Linked DNA regions of Homo sapiens: all the other regions are linked to region 2. A link is a contact called in ENCODE Hi-C or POLR2A ChIA-PET data. All regions are on one chromosome and are shown on one strand. The core of a region is the stretch at or near the end of the contact, and the rest is flanking DNA. Distances in the headings are between cores, read along the strand shown.

Region 1 (4,500 bases), core at 1,534-4,033, 530 kb before region 2:
TGAGGCACATCGTTGTAATTACTTTTTCACTTCCAGATTGCAGGTGCTGGGATTTATTATCAGTAGGGGGAAGAGCTTGAGTTGATACTTAGAGAAGGGCATGGTGGTGGGGAAGAGGAGAAGCATTTTGTGTTCAGCTTGCAGGGAGATACAGCTTGGGTCCACACAGGGACTGTGCTAGGAAACTGCCTACCTTGAGAAGAGGCGTCAAAAAAGAAAAGTGAGAACAAAGGTGGAGGTATGTCAAAACCATGTGACAGGCCTCTCCAAAAGTTAAAATTACTGTATGATCCAGCAATTCCCCTTCAAAAAGATTTGAAAGGATAGATTCAAACAGATACTTGCACACCAACGTTCATAGCACCACTATTCACAACAGCCAAAAGGTGGAAACAACCCAGATGTTCATTGACAGATTAATGGATAATCAAAATGTGGTATATACAATGGAATATTATTAATATAATATTATATTATTCAGCTTTAAACAAGTAATGAAATTCTGGGGCCAGGTGCGATGGCTCACACCTGTAATCCTAGCACCTTGGGAGGCCAAGGTGGGTGGATCACTTGAACCCAGAAGTTCAAGATCTGCCTGGGCATCATGGTGAAACCTCATCTGTAAAAAAAAAAAAAAATACAAAAATTAGCTGGACGTGGTTGTCCCTGTGGTCCCAGCTACTCGGAAGGCTGAGGTGGGAGGATCACCTGAGCCCAGGAGGCAGAGGTTGCAGTGAGTCATGATCATGCCACTGTACTCCAGCCTGGGCAACAGAGCAAGAAAAAAAAAAAAAAGAAAAGAAAAAAAGAAATTCTGATATGTGCTACATGAATGAACCTTAAAAACAGTACGTAAGTTAAAATAAGCCAGACACAAAATGACAAATATTGTATGATTTCATTTATATGAGGTACCTAGATAGGCAAATCCATAGACACAGAAAGAATAGAGGTTACCAGGGGATAGAGGAGGAGGAATGGGGAGTTATTGTTTAATGAGTGCAGAGTTTCTGTTTGGCATGATGAAAAAGTTCTGGAAATGAATAGTGGTGATGGTTCCACAATATTGTGAATGTACTTAATGCCACTGAATTATAGACTTAGAAATTGTTAAAATGTTAACTTTTCTGTTATGTATGTTTTACTACAATTTTAAAAACCACATGTGATGTAGGGTTATTGATGCCATACCAGGGAGTGGGAGTTTGCCTACTATCCCCAGAGACAAATCTTGATCAGAAGGGAGGGCTATAAAAATGTTGCTCTAAGAAGACTGATCAATAGCCATGAGGCAGAGAAGCTTGAATCAATGCCAGGCACCAGACTAGGGTGTGAACTTTTAAAACAGATAGAATGTGTTAACTCTAAGAGCCAGACAAAGAAAGAATCAGGGGGATTTGTGATTATTGGATGGGGAGAGAGGTACTGGGGATGCCAGCCAGTTTTCATTATTTCAGCTTTTTTCTCCCTTACCAAATATTTGCTACAGTGTTTGATTTGTATTTTTCAACAAGCCAGATATCTCCTTCTTAATAGTACCTAACGTTACCTTTCTCAATTGCTACCATAGTTAGAACTAATCAGCCACAAAGTCTTTAAATTGTCAACCTCAGCCAACAGACAGTATTTCAACCATATGGGAAAAAGTGGGCAGTCATGACTCAGGCTAAGTGATTCTGCTTTTCTGAATGGAAAAAACGTTCCACGTTTTGATCTTGGCCAAGAATGTTACTGAATGCAACTCTGAGGTCTGTAAATAAACTTTTTTTGTGTGGTAATGCAATGTTTCCTATTGCATCAGTATATGCCATGTCAAAGAGGCAAATGTCAAACTCTCGGCTGATCAATATAAAGCTATTTTCCAACTTGTTTTTCAGGATCTTTTAAATTTCACTTTGTATGATTTCACAACCTTACTATTCAAATAATATTTTAAAATTTCAACATGTTAAATCTTTGTACAAAATCCAAAATGAAGTATATTCTTATATAAAAACTTAAATTCCTGCACAGTCAAAAATGGTTTATTGTTGCTTTCTATAAGCCTTAGATACATCTTAGCTGTGTTTTATTATCAGAGGGCCCCTGGTACCTCTTAACCACGAATGAAGTTAAAACAGTTAAACTGTTTACCCCACTAACGCCCCCATCACCACACAGTAGCAGAGAAGTGTCTTCCAACTTCATGAACTGAGGAAAGAGGGAGGTATGTTTTGATAACAAGGAGAGAAGTCCAACACCAGACTAGGTCAGTGCTAAAGAGATCGGCCTGATTAGGTGCTGCAGTGACAGGCTCTGAGCAAACCAGCAGAAACAGAAAGACAGTCAGAAGAGATGACAAGGAAGGTTGGATCTGATATGAGGAATGAGGTCTACTAAACATTACCTTTGCCTCCAGCAGCCCACATGTTACATGTGTAAGGGAAATCCTAGTGGGTGCCAATCAGACTCGATCAGCCTGACAGCTGGAGATGGTGATATTCCTCCTCAAAGCATCTATTTGCATCCACTGATGTATGCAGAACTTTGGGGGCCTTACAGGAAAAATACGTGAACCTTGTTGTATTAGTCTGTTCTCACACTGCTATAAAGAACTACCTGAGCTGGGTAATTTATGAAGGAAAGAGGTTTAATTGACTCACAGTTCCTCAGGCTGTACAGAAAGCATAAAGCATGGTTGGGAGGCCTCAAAAAACTTACAATTACGGCAGAAGGGTGAAGAGGAAGCAAGTATGTCGTCATCTGGTGGCAGAGGAGAGGGAGGGAGGGAGGAAGAGAGAGAGAGTGAGAGAGAGAGCACAAAGAGGGAAGTGCCACACGTGTTTAAACCAACAGATCTCATGAGAACTCACTCACTATCACAAGAACAACAAGGGGGAAATCTGCCCCCATGATCCAATCACCTCCCAGCAGGTCCCTCTTCCAACACTGGGAATCACAATTCAACATGACATTTGGTTGGAGACACAGAGCCAAACCATATCACTTGTCCATTTCAAGCAAATACAGATACATTTATTCCCCAAATATTTATTGAGTTCTTACTGCTGTGCCAGACACTATAGAAGGTGCTAGGAAGACTGAGAAGACAAGGACCCTGCCCTCAAGGAACTTACAATCTTAGTGGAAGAGACAGCAATAAATAGAATAACAAATACATAAGATAATTAATATTGTGATAACTACAATGAAGGGAAAAAACAAGGGTGAGGCCACTTCAGACTGGGTGTTCAAGGATTGCCTTAGAAGAGGGTAATATCTGAGCTTAATCTTCAAGGATGAGAAAGGGCCAGCCAGTCTCCCCTAGAAGGTCAAGCATTCCAGAGGTGGGAGAACAGAAGGCAGAGTAGCTGAAGCTGGTGAGGTGGGTTTGTGGAGCTGGCAGAAGCTAAGTCTTGCAGGGCCTCACAGACCATGTTAAGGAGGGGATCAGAAGCCGCTGAAAAGTTTTAATCAGGGAAAGACATGATATGATTTACACTTCTGAAAGATCATTCTGGCTGCTGTAAGGAGAATGCAGGTAAAAGTGGAAGTAGATTAGTTAGGAAGCCAAAGTGATAGTCCAAATAAGTGATGATGATGGCTCAGACCAAGAAAGTGGTTCTCAAAGTGGGGCCCCTGGACCAGCAGCAGCAGCATCCAGCAACTTATTATAAACGCAAATTCTCAGGCCCTACCCCAGACCCACTGAATCAGAAACTCTGAGAGAGACCAGGCACAATGGCTGGCACCTGTAATCCCAAAACTTTAGGAAGCCAAGGCAGGAGGATCACTTGAGCCCAAGAGTTCAAGACCAGCCTGGGCAACATACTGAGACCCCATCTAGACAAAAATAAGTGTGATGGTTCACACCTGTAGTCCCAGCTACTCAGGAGGCTGAGACAGGAGGATTGCTTTACTCTGGGAGGTCAAGGTGGCAGTGATCCGTGATCTTGCAAATGCACTCTAGCCTTATTTTTAGAGACAGAGCCAGACCTTGTCTCTAAAAATAAGTTTTAAGAAAGAAACTCTGAGGATGAGAGCCAGAGATAGGTATATTAACAACTCCTCCAGTTGATTATCATGTACCCTAAAGCTTGAGAACTTCTGGACTAGGGGTATGGAAATAGAGAAGGGCAGAAGTGAACTGTGGTGGAAGTAAATGTTGATGGTTGAACTTGGTAATGTGTTGAATATGAAGGATGAGCTCACTATCAAAGCCAGAACTAAGGACTCCAGCTTAACCAGCAATGAGAGCAAGAGGCTAACTCAGAATAACAGTGCAGGCATATGAGTCCCTGTCTTGGACTCTTTGAAAGATGAGGAAGAAGCATGATGGAAGTTTGCCTTCACTGTCCAGCATCTGGCCGCTCTTCCTTATTCAGAATATCACCAAGAGTGTAGGTCCTAGTGGGAGACACAGCCCCATCTGTCCCTCTGTAAAAGTTAAAAGGGGCTGAGTTAAACAATAAAAGAGTTAAAATGTCCCCCATTTATTTATTTATTTTCTTTTAGAGACAG
Region 2 (4,521 bases), core at 472-2,971:
CCACCACGCCTGGCCCCACTTAAAAAAAAAAAAAAAAGACGGAGTTTCGCTCTTGTTGCCTAGGCTGGAGTGCAATCCCACGATCTCGGCTCACCACAACCTCCGTCTCCTGAGTTCAAGCGATTCTCCTGCTTCAGCCTCCTGAGTAGCTGGGATTACAGGCATGCACCACCACACCTGGCTAATTTTTGTATTTTTAGTAGAGACAGGGTTTTACCATGTTGGTCAGGCTGGTCTCAAACTGCTGACCTCAGGTGATCTGCCCGCCTCGGCCTCCCAAAGTGCTGGGATTACAGGCGTGAGCCAAGGCACCCAGCCCTAATTTTTGTATTTTTAGTAGAGACAGGGTTTCACCATGTTGGCCAGACTGGTCTCCAACTCCTTATCTCGTGATCTGCCTGCCTTGCCTTGAGCCACTGCGCCCAGCCCACAAGTGCACTTTTAATGTTATGGACTCTACTATTTTTTATGACTTCCAGAATATGCTATAACTTACACCCCATAGTTTAATATTCCCAATTGAACATTTTCTTCCAATATCTGTATTAAGAAAACTGCAAGGGGTGTCTTTGTCACACTTAGTGAGGATTTCCGCAGGCTAGAGTCCTACAAGGGGAATTGCTGGGGCAGAATGTTAACTAGTTAGGTATGAGCAGAACAGGAGAGCGCTCCCCACCCCACACATACCAGGACTATTGGGTGACAATCAAACGATGGTCAGGCGGTTCTTAACTGTTTCTCTAACGTTCACCGGGGCCAGCGAAAGGCAGTCTCCTAATAGAAAACACCTGAAACTGATCAGTAGCTTCCCAGTAAGATCTCAGGAGTGGGGAGAAGCAATGCAAGTTCCCCAAAGTATGCCAACATATAAAACTTCAAGTCAACAGGTCAAGCTGCGCACTTGGTTTCTCAAGTCGCCTGCTTGGCAGTCTTCCAAGTTGTACTTTCCTCCTTTTCTTTCCGTCCCGTTCTAAAGCTTTTTGATAAACTTTTACTTCTATTCTGAAACTTGTCTAGGTCTATCCTGCCTTATGCCCTTCGTGGAATTATTTCTTCTGAGGAGGCAAGAACTAAGGTTACTGCTGACCCCTACCTATACAGGGGGTAACTGCCACCGCTAACAAGAAGGGGAGAATCAGCTTTTCTTTCTTTTTTTGAGACAGTAAAAGTCTGCTGTGTCGCGCGGCTGGAGTGCAGCTGCACGATCTCGGCTTACTGTAACCTCCGTCTCCCGGGTTCAAGCGATTCTCCTGCCTCAGCCTCCCGAGTAGCTGGGACTACAGGCGCGCGCCACCACGCCCGGCTAATTTTTGTATTTTTAGTAGAGAAGGGGGTTTCACCATGTTGCCCAGGCTGGTCTCGAACTGCTAACCTCAAGTGATCTGCCCTCCTCGGCCTCCCAAAATGCTGGGATAAAGACATGCGCCACCGCGCCCGGCCGAGAATCAGCTTTTCTCTCACATCTGATCTTTCCGTGTGTTAAGGCAGAAGCAAGGCACGGTGGGCTGAGACTCACACGCCCCCTCTTTCCTCCCCGGCCTAACGCACTCTTCTTTCTGTCCCACCACGTGCTGTGTTCGCGAGTCCCCATCACTCCTGCATCCAAACCGACTAGATTTTTGTTTCCATTTCCCTCCCGGAAAAGGCGGGACAGCGAAGACTGGCGTTTCCGCCGCTGAGGGGCTGAGGCCGGGAGGGCGCAGCGTAGCCGTCCCGAGCTGATGACGTCAAACGCCGTGTGCTCACCCACGTGTGGTGCCCCTCTCCCGGTGTAGGCGCTGGAGCTGAGGACGCCTTTCCTGCGGGCGTAGTTGCTGGCTGCTCGGGCACTGGGACCTCGGCGGCTTGGGGACGCTGGCCGCGAAGTAGGGAGCGCAGGTGGCCGCTCGGGGTGAGGGCCCTGGGTCATGGAGCACTTCTTGCTGGAGGTGGCAGCCGCGCCGCTGCGGTTAATCGCAGCCAAGAACGAGAAGAGCCGCAGTGAGTTGGGCAGGTTCTTGGCCAAGCAGGTAAGACGTGAAGGGAGAGGGAAAGCGCCGGAACGACTGGGTCGCCCCACTAGTAAGCTTCCTGCGCTCCCCCGCCGATACTCGCCGCTTTAAGTGGGGAGTGGTGCAGCCTCAGGTCAAGCTGGCCCCCTCCTGTGGGCTGGCGCAGGTCGTGGAGGTTTCCGAGCGTGTTTGAGGCGATTGGAAGGAGTCTTTTGTTTTTATCTGGGGGAGCCTTCCAGTACCCTTCCCATCGCCTCTCACCCCTATGCAAGCGCTTTGGCTGCTTGTGGCAGAGGTGGCCTTCCCAAAGGAATGTGGTTTGTTTTTCTGAAATTGAGGTTGCGTTTCTGCCGTTTTGACAAGTGTACGTATCACCTAAGTGTGCGTAGTGCAGCCACTCCTGTTAGTTTGGGGAACCATCGACAAATACTGATTGCATTCCTGCTGTGCGTAAGGAACGGTGTGGCGCTGTGAGAAAGTGGATAGATAAATTCGTTACGATCTCTGCCATGAGGGAAATTTGCATCTGTTTTTGGAGACAGTTCGTAAACACTTACAACAGCTGAAGTACAGAGCAAGACAGCTCATACTCACTGTAACTAACTATACAAATTATAAGGTTAATTAGAGTTTTCTGGGAAATAGGTCTTCGGGCTTTTAAGAACCTTCTCATTGACTCCTTCTATCTGAGTTGAAGACACTTTTTTTTTTTTTTTGAGACGGAGTCTCGCTGTGTCGCCAGGCTGGAGTGCAGTGGCGCGATCTCGGCTTACTGCACCCTCCGCCTCCCGGGTTCAGGCGATTCTCCTGCCTCACCCTCTCAGTAGCTGGGATTACAGGCGAGCGCCACCATGCCTAGCTACTTTTTGTATTTTTAGTAGAGACGGGGTTTCACCATGTTGGCCAGGATGGTCTCGATCTCTTGACCTCGTGATCCACCCGCCTCAGCCTCCCAAAGTGCTGGGATTACAGGCGTGAGCCACGGGACAGGTGAGTGTGGTCCCAGGTACTTGGGTCCCAGGTGTGGCTAATTAAAAAAAAAATTTTTTTTTTGTAGTTGTAAGGTCCCCCTTTGTTGCCCCGACTGGTCTGGAACCCCTGGGCTCAAGTGATCATCCCGCCTTGGCCTCCCAAAGTGCAGGGATTGTAGGAGTGAGCCACCGTGTCCGGCCTAAATTTTTTTTTTTTTTTTTTTTTTTTTTTGAGACGGAGGCACGCTCTGTCGTCCAGACTGGAGTGCAATGGCCCACCCTCTCAGCTCACTGCAACCTCCGCCTCTCGAGTTCAAGCGATTCTTCTGTCTCAACCTCCCGAGTAACTGGGATTACAGGCGTGCGCCACCATGCCTGGCTAATATTTTGTATTTTTAGTAGAGACAGGGTTTCACTGTGTGGGTCAGGCTGGTCTCAAACCCCTGATCTCAGGTGATCCACCCGCCTTGGCCTCCTAAAGTGCTGGGATTACAGGCATGAGCCACAGCGCCCTGCCCTGAAGTATTTTTTTTGATGTATCTCAAGCCCAATTGTTCTGGGGAGTGGGGCCAATTTTGCTCCCAGGGACAAATCTGGAGACCTTTATGGTTATCACAACTATTCATTATGGGGGTGCTACTAGCATCTAGTGCATCAAGGCCAGGGACGCTGCTAAGCATTCTGTTATGTATGGGACAACCCCTTACAACAGTTATCCGTCGTAAATGGCAGTGGTGCAAAATTAAGAAAGAAACCCTGCCCCAGACTGGTTGTTTACTTTCTGCTCAGGGCTTGCTATTTCAGCAACACTAAACTGCCTGCAATGACCACAGGTTGTTACCCTCTACTATTGTTGACTGGAGTCACCTCCCGTTGTTAATGTCTGTTGTTATTGTCTGGGCCATTCCTTGCTGTTACTTGCCTCATTGACTTTGCATTTCCTTTCCTTAGAAGGCTACATCTCTCTTCTATGCCCTGCTCAGTTAACTTGTTTGTTCTGGAAGACTGCTTTTGAAATGGTCTTCCCCAGGAAGACTTTTCTGACTTTACCCTTTCCTCTTCCTCTTAATCTTTGTTTCAACTAACTGATTCTCAGTAGTTGATTGAGAGTATGTCCAGAGAAGGGGATTGTGTAGCTGTAGTGTCCAATACAGTGTCTGATATGCAGTAGGCAGTAAATGTTTATTGACTGTATTAACAGATTAAGGTACTCCCAAATTGTGATACTTTTGTCAATGAAAAGTGTCAAACTCTAAAATATTCTAAGAGATTTATTCTGAGCTAAATGTGAGTGACCATGGCTCATGACACAGCCCCAGGAGATCCTGAGAAAATGTGCCCAAGGTGGTCGGGCTACAGCTTGGTTTTATACATTTTAGGGAGACCTAAGCCATCACTCAGTACATGTAAGATGTACATTGATTTGGTCTGGAAAGCTGGGACAACTCGAAGGGTGAGGGGGGCGGTCTTCCAAGTCACAGGTGGATTCAAAGATTTGCTGACTGGCAATTGGGTGAGAGTTCATTTAAATCCCTGGAATCAGTAGAATGGAGTGTCTA
Region 3 (3,891 bases), core at 801-3,300, 520 kb after region 2:
TTGTTTGCCTCAATGTTCATCAAGGATATTGGCCTAAAGCTTTCTTTTGTGTGTGTGTGTGTTTCTGCCAGGTTTTGGTATCAGGATGATGCTGGCCTCATAGAATGAACTGGGGAGGAGTCCCGCCTCCTCAATTTTTTGGAATAGTTTTAGTAGGAATGGTACCAGTTCTTTGTACATCTGGTAGAATTTGGCTGTGAATATATCAGGTCCTGGGCCTTTTTTTTTTTTTTTTTTTTTGGTTGGTACGCTATTTATTATTGATTCAACTTCAACTTCGGAGCTCATTATTGGTCTATTCAAGGAATCAATTTCTTCCTGGTTCACTATTTGGTTTGGGGTGTGTATGTGTCCAGGAATTTATCCATCTCTTCTAGGTTTTCTAGTTTGTGTACACAGAGTTGTTCATGGTAGTCTCTGATGGTTATTTGTATTTCTGTGGGGTCAGTGGTAACATCCCCTTTGTCATTTCTTTTTGTTTTTTTTTGCGACAGAGTCTCACTCTATCACCCGGGTGGCGCAATCTCCACTCACTGCAACCTGCGTCTCCTTGGTTCAAGTGATTCTTGTGCCCTAGCCTCCTGAGTAGCTGGGACTACAGGTGTGTGCCACCATGCCCAGCTAATTTTTGTATTTTTAGTAGAAATGGGGTTTCACCATGTTGGCTAGGCTGGTCTCAAACTCATGACCTCAAGCAATCTGCCCACCTCAGCTTCCCAAAGTGCTGGGATTACAGGTGTGAGCCACTGCACCTAGCCCCCTTTCTCATTTCTAATTGTGTTTATTTTGATCTTCTCCCTTTTCTTCTTTATTAGTCTAGCTAGCAGCCAATCCAACCATTTTCATCCAATTATAGCCTTTACCAAGGTAGAATGTTGTCCTGCCCAGGAGGGCATCCACTTTCAGAAGGCTCCAGAAGAACCTGGTCCTCAGGTCAGTCTACCTGTGAGGATCTGGCGTGTGTGTGGAGGGTCCTTCAGCCCTCCTTCTCCCCTGGGCCAAGAAGTAGAATGGAGAAAAGGTACCTAACAGGTAGATCTTGCAGGGAGTAATAGCCCAAATCATCTCACTCAATGCATTGAAGAGCCGATGGAAAATAGTTTCTTGCTTGTCTTCACAGTCACTTATATAAGAAGAACCTTGATGTGACCAAGATCCGGAAGGGAAAGCCTCAGCAGCTTCTCAGAGTGGACGAGCACGACTTCAGCATGAGACCCGCCTTCGGAGGTAGGACTGTTCTTCCTTGATGCCAGGTGGGAGGTTGGCCCCAGGGATGTGATGTGCTGCCCTCTCTGGCTCCCTCTGGCACAGCGCTTCCTCAGATGGTGCAATTTTCCCACTCACATAAATCTGACTCCATTTCCTGAGTCCCTAATTTTCCCAAGGAGAAAAGAGCAGGAAGTAGTGGAGAGGGCCGTTGACTAAAGAGGGCCCACCAGTGACTAAGCCATTTACATTCACAAAGGAGACAGGCCCTGCAGCTGCCAACTTTTTTGTCCTACAAATATAAGAGCAGGCAAGGAGAATCAGGACACAAAATAGCTCCTCTGTCATTTTTATAGAGGAAGAGGCCCATGAAGGCAGAGGTGCCCAGGATCCTCAAAAGTCCTAGTGTGGCCCTCCCTCTGCACTATTTTGGCATGTGTGTGTGTCTGGGTGTGAGTGGAATTCTGAACAAGGCATTGCAACTTTGTTGCCATGACTACCTGGGAGTTTGCTGTTTTGATGGAGTCACCTGTTTTCCAGTGCAGCAACAAGAGCTTAACTCATTACAAAGATTTCTTGCACACCTGCCCCCAAAGGTGCTCTGTTAGTCTTGGGGTCAGGGAGGGGAGGCATGGCCAGTGGGTGTCCTTCCCAGGAACTAGAGAAATGCTATGGAGAAGGTGGACAGTGTCTTAGTCAGTTCTGGCTTTCACACAAAACACCATAGATTGGGCAGTTTATAGACAATGGAAACGTATTTCTCATGTTTCCAGGGGCCGGAAGTAAGATCAAGGTGCCAACAGTTTCCATGTGTGCTGAGGGCCCACTTTCTGTTCATAGACGGTGCCTTCTCACTGTAACCTCACATAGTGGGTGGGGCAAGGCAGCTCTCTAGGGCCTCTTTTCTAAGAGCACTAATCCCACTGGTGAGGGCTCCACCCTCAGGATCTCATCACCTTCCAAAGGCCCACTTCCTAGTACCATCCCATTGCGGGTTAGGATTGCAACATACACATTTGTCAGGGACATAAACATTCAGGCCATAGCAGCTGGGAAAGGAATCAGTCATCTGCTCTGACTAGGCAGAGAGTGGGGTAAGAATAGCAGAATGTATGAGATCCCTGGGCCAACTTTCCTCTCCTCTTGGGGAAACTGAGGCACCAAGAATTTCAGTTGATGAACCTTGGCCAAGACAGACCCAGGCGGGCTGGCTTCCCTTTTTCCTTTTTCTCTGCCCTTGATCCTCTAGTAGGTCCTATCATTCTGGGGCAGTAAAAAGGAGTAGCTGTGACCTCCAGGCAGGTCACCAATCCTTTGAGCCTCCATTTGTTTGTTTATAAAATGGGGAGAGTAATCCCCACATATGGGGTTGTTGTCCAGATTAAACAAGATAATGTATGTAAAACCCCTGACAGACATTTGTTCCTGTCCCCTCTGAAAAACCCAGCTGCCAGACCTTCCTCTTGTGTGACTGTTAAGGGATTAAGAAATTAATTTATCCCAGAAGCCTATGCATTTTAAAAGGCCTCAAAGCCTCCCACTAAATTCCCTGAGCTCTGACACCTGCTAAGCAGAAGGAGAAAAGCAGGTGGCAGATTACAGGCCTGTGACTCATCTCCCTTCCAACCGCAACCTGATTGACGCCCACGGAAGGTCAAGAAGAGGCCACCATATTTCTGGTAGCTCTTGGGTTTCCTCGGGGATTCGTCATGGGCAAGCCTGCCAAGGAATTTTACGAAAATAAAGTTATACTAATAAGCAGCTTTAAAATAGCTACATCTGCTCCAGGAAGTCTAAGCAAGGCGTCCCCAAAAGCAAGAAGCTCCACTTTTCTTGCACAGCAACAGTTAAGAGCATAGAGGCGTACAGTGGCTAGGAAACACAATAACCAACAATAACATGCATGACAACTACCACTTTTTTTTTCGAGACGGAGTTTCACTTTGTCACCTAGGCTGGAGTGCAGAGGCGCAATCTCAGCTCACTGCAACCTCTGCCTCTCAGGTTCAAGCGATTCTCCTCCCTCAGCCTCCTGAATAGCTGGGATTGCAGGCATGCACCACCATGCCTAATTCTTTTGTATTTTTAGTAGAGACAGGGTTTCACCATGTTGGCCAGGCTGGTCTTGAACTCCTGACCTCAAGTGATCCACCCACCTCAGCCTCCCAAAGTGCTGGGATTACAGGCGTGTGCCACTGTGCCCAGCCACAACTACCACTTTCATAGGGATTTTTTTTTATGCCAGGCACCATTCTAATCAAGGTACATATATATATGTAATCTTATTTTAATCCTCTCATCAGTTCTACAAAGTAGATACTATTATTGTCCCCAGATGAGGAAACTGAGGCACAGAGAGGTGAAGTAAATGTCCCAGGTCAGCTGAGGTTGGACCCCCCTCCTAGCTGGGTCCCTTTCTTGTCTCCTACTTGCATGTCTTGGCGCAGAGCTGACATATTCATTAGGCGGCATAGGCACACTGCCTGGGGCCCACAACAAAATGTTTTTGCTTTATCTTAAAATAAGAAAAACAAACTTTTAAGCAGAAGTTGTTTTAATATATACTATTAATATGTTCATCATTAAACCAACACAATCATAAAATATGCTTTTTGATATTTTTTTATAGAGGAAGAGGCCCATGAAGCAAAAGTGCCCAGGGTCCTCAAAAGTCATAACGTGGCC

The links. Hi-C counts contacts between places; a loop is a spot of excess contacts on that map. ChIA-PET counts read pairs that join two places held with the same protein, here RNA polymerase II (POLR2A). Pooled maps may share reads with other maps.
Region 1: a loop to region 2 is called in a pooled map, with 3 times the contacts of the local background. The contact joins the enhancer-like site here to the promoter of MDN1 in region 2. A Hi-C loop is called at or near these places in 2 of 37 single-sample maps with no recorded cell type and 9 of 50 pooled maps. POLR2A ChIA-PET finds 5 or more read pairs at or near these places in 1 of 52 experiments (MCF 10A).
Region 3: a pooled map shows a loop between it and region 2 (4-fold over the local background). The contact joins the enhancer-like site here to the promoter of MDN1 in region 2. A Hi-C loop is called at or near these places in 2 of 37 single-sample maps with no recorded cell type and 9 of 50 pooled maps. POLR2A ChIA-PET finds 5 or more read pairs at or near these places in 1 of 52 experiments (activated CD4-positive, alpha-beta memory T cell).

The regions. Positions count from the first base shown.
Region 1 is chr6:90,349,139-90,353,638 of GRCh38, reverse strand. The region is part of intron 5 of LOC105377891 (a long non-coding RNA gene); the gene reads right to left. Among named protein-coding and RNA genes, the nearest start is that of MIR4464, 39 kb to the right of the region's middle. Within about 2 kb of position 2,783, at least 4 of the 41 ENCODE cell types and tissues checked have a DNase peak (open chromatin) inside an H3K27ac peak, as active enhancers do.
Region 2 is chr6:89,816,994-89,821,514 of GRCh38, reverse strand. MDN1 (midasin AAA ATPase 1) reads left to right here and starts at 1,721. Exons shown (of 102, transcript NM_014611.3): 1 at 1,721-2,009. The coding sequence starts at 1,908. RefSeq lists enhancers at 784-1,403, 1,404-2,023, 1,678-2,067, 2,644-3,263, 3,264-3,883 and 1 more.
Region 3 is chr6:89,297,095-89,300,985 of GRCh38, reverse strand. It overlaps GABRR2 (gamma-aminobutyric acid type A receptor subunit rho2), which reads left to right. Exons shown (of 9, transcript NM_002043.5): 2 at 1,121-1,227. Among named protein-coding and RNA genes, the nearest start is that of GABRR2, 16 kb to the left of the region's middle. RefSeq lists enhancers at 2,267-2,336, 2,763-3,072, 2,458-3,657. Within about 2 kb of position 2,050, at least 17 of the 41 ENCODE cell types and tissues checked have a DNase peak (open chromatin) inside an H3K27ac peak, as active enhancers do.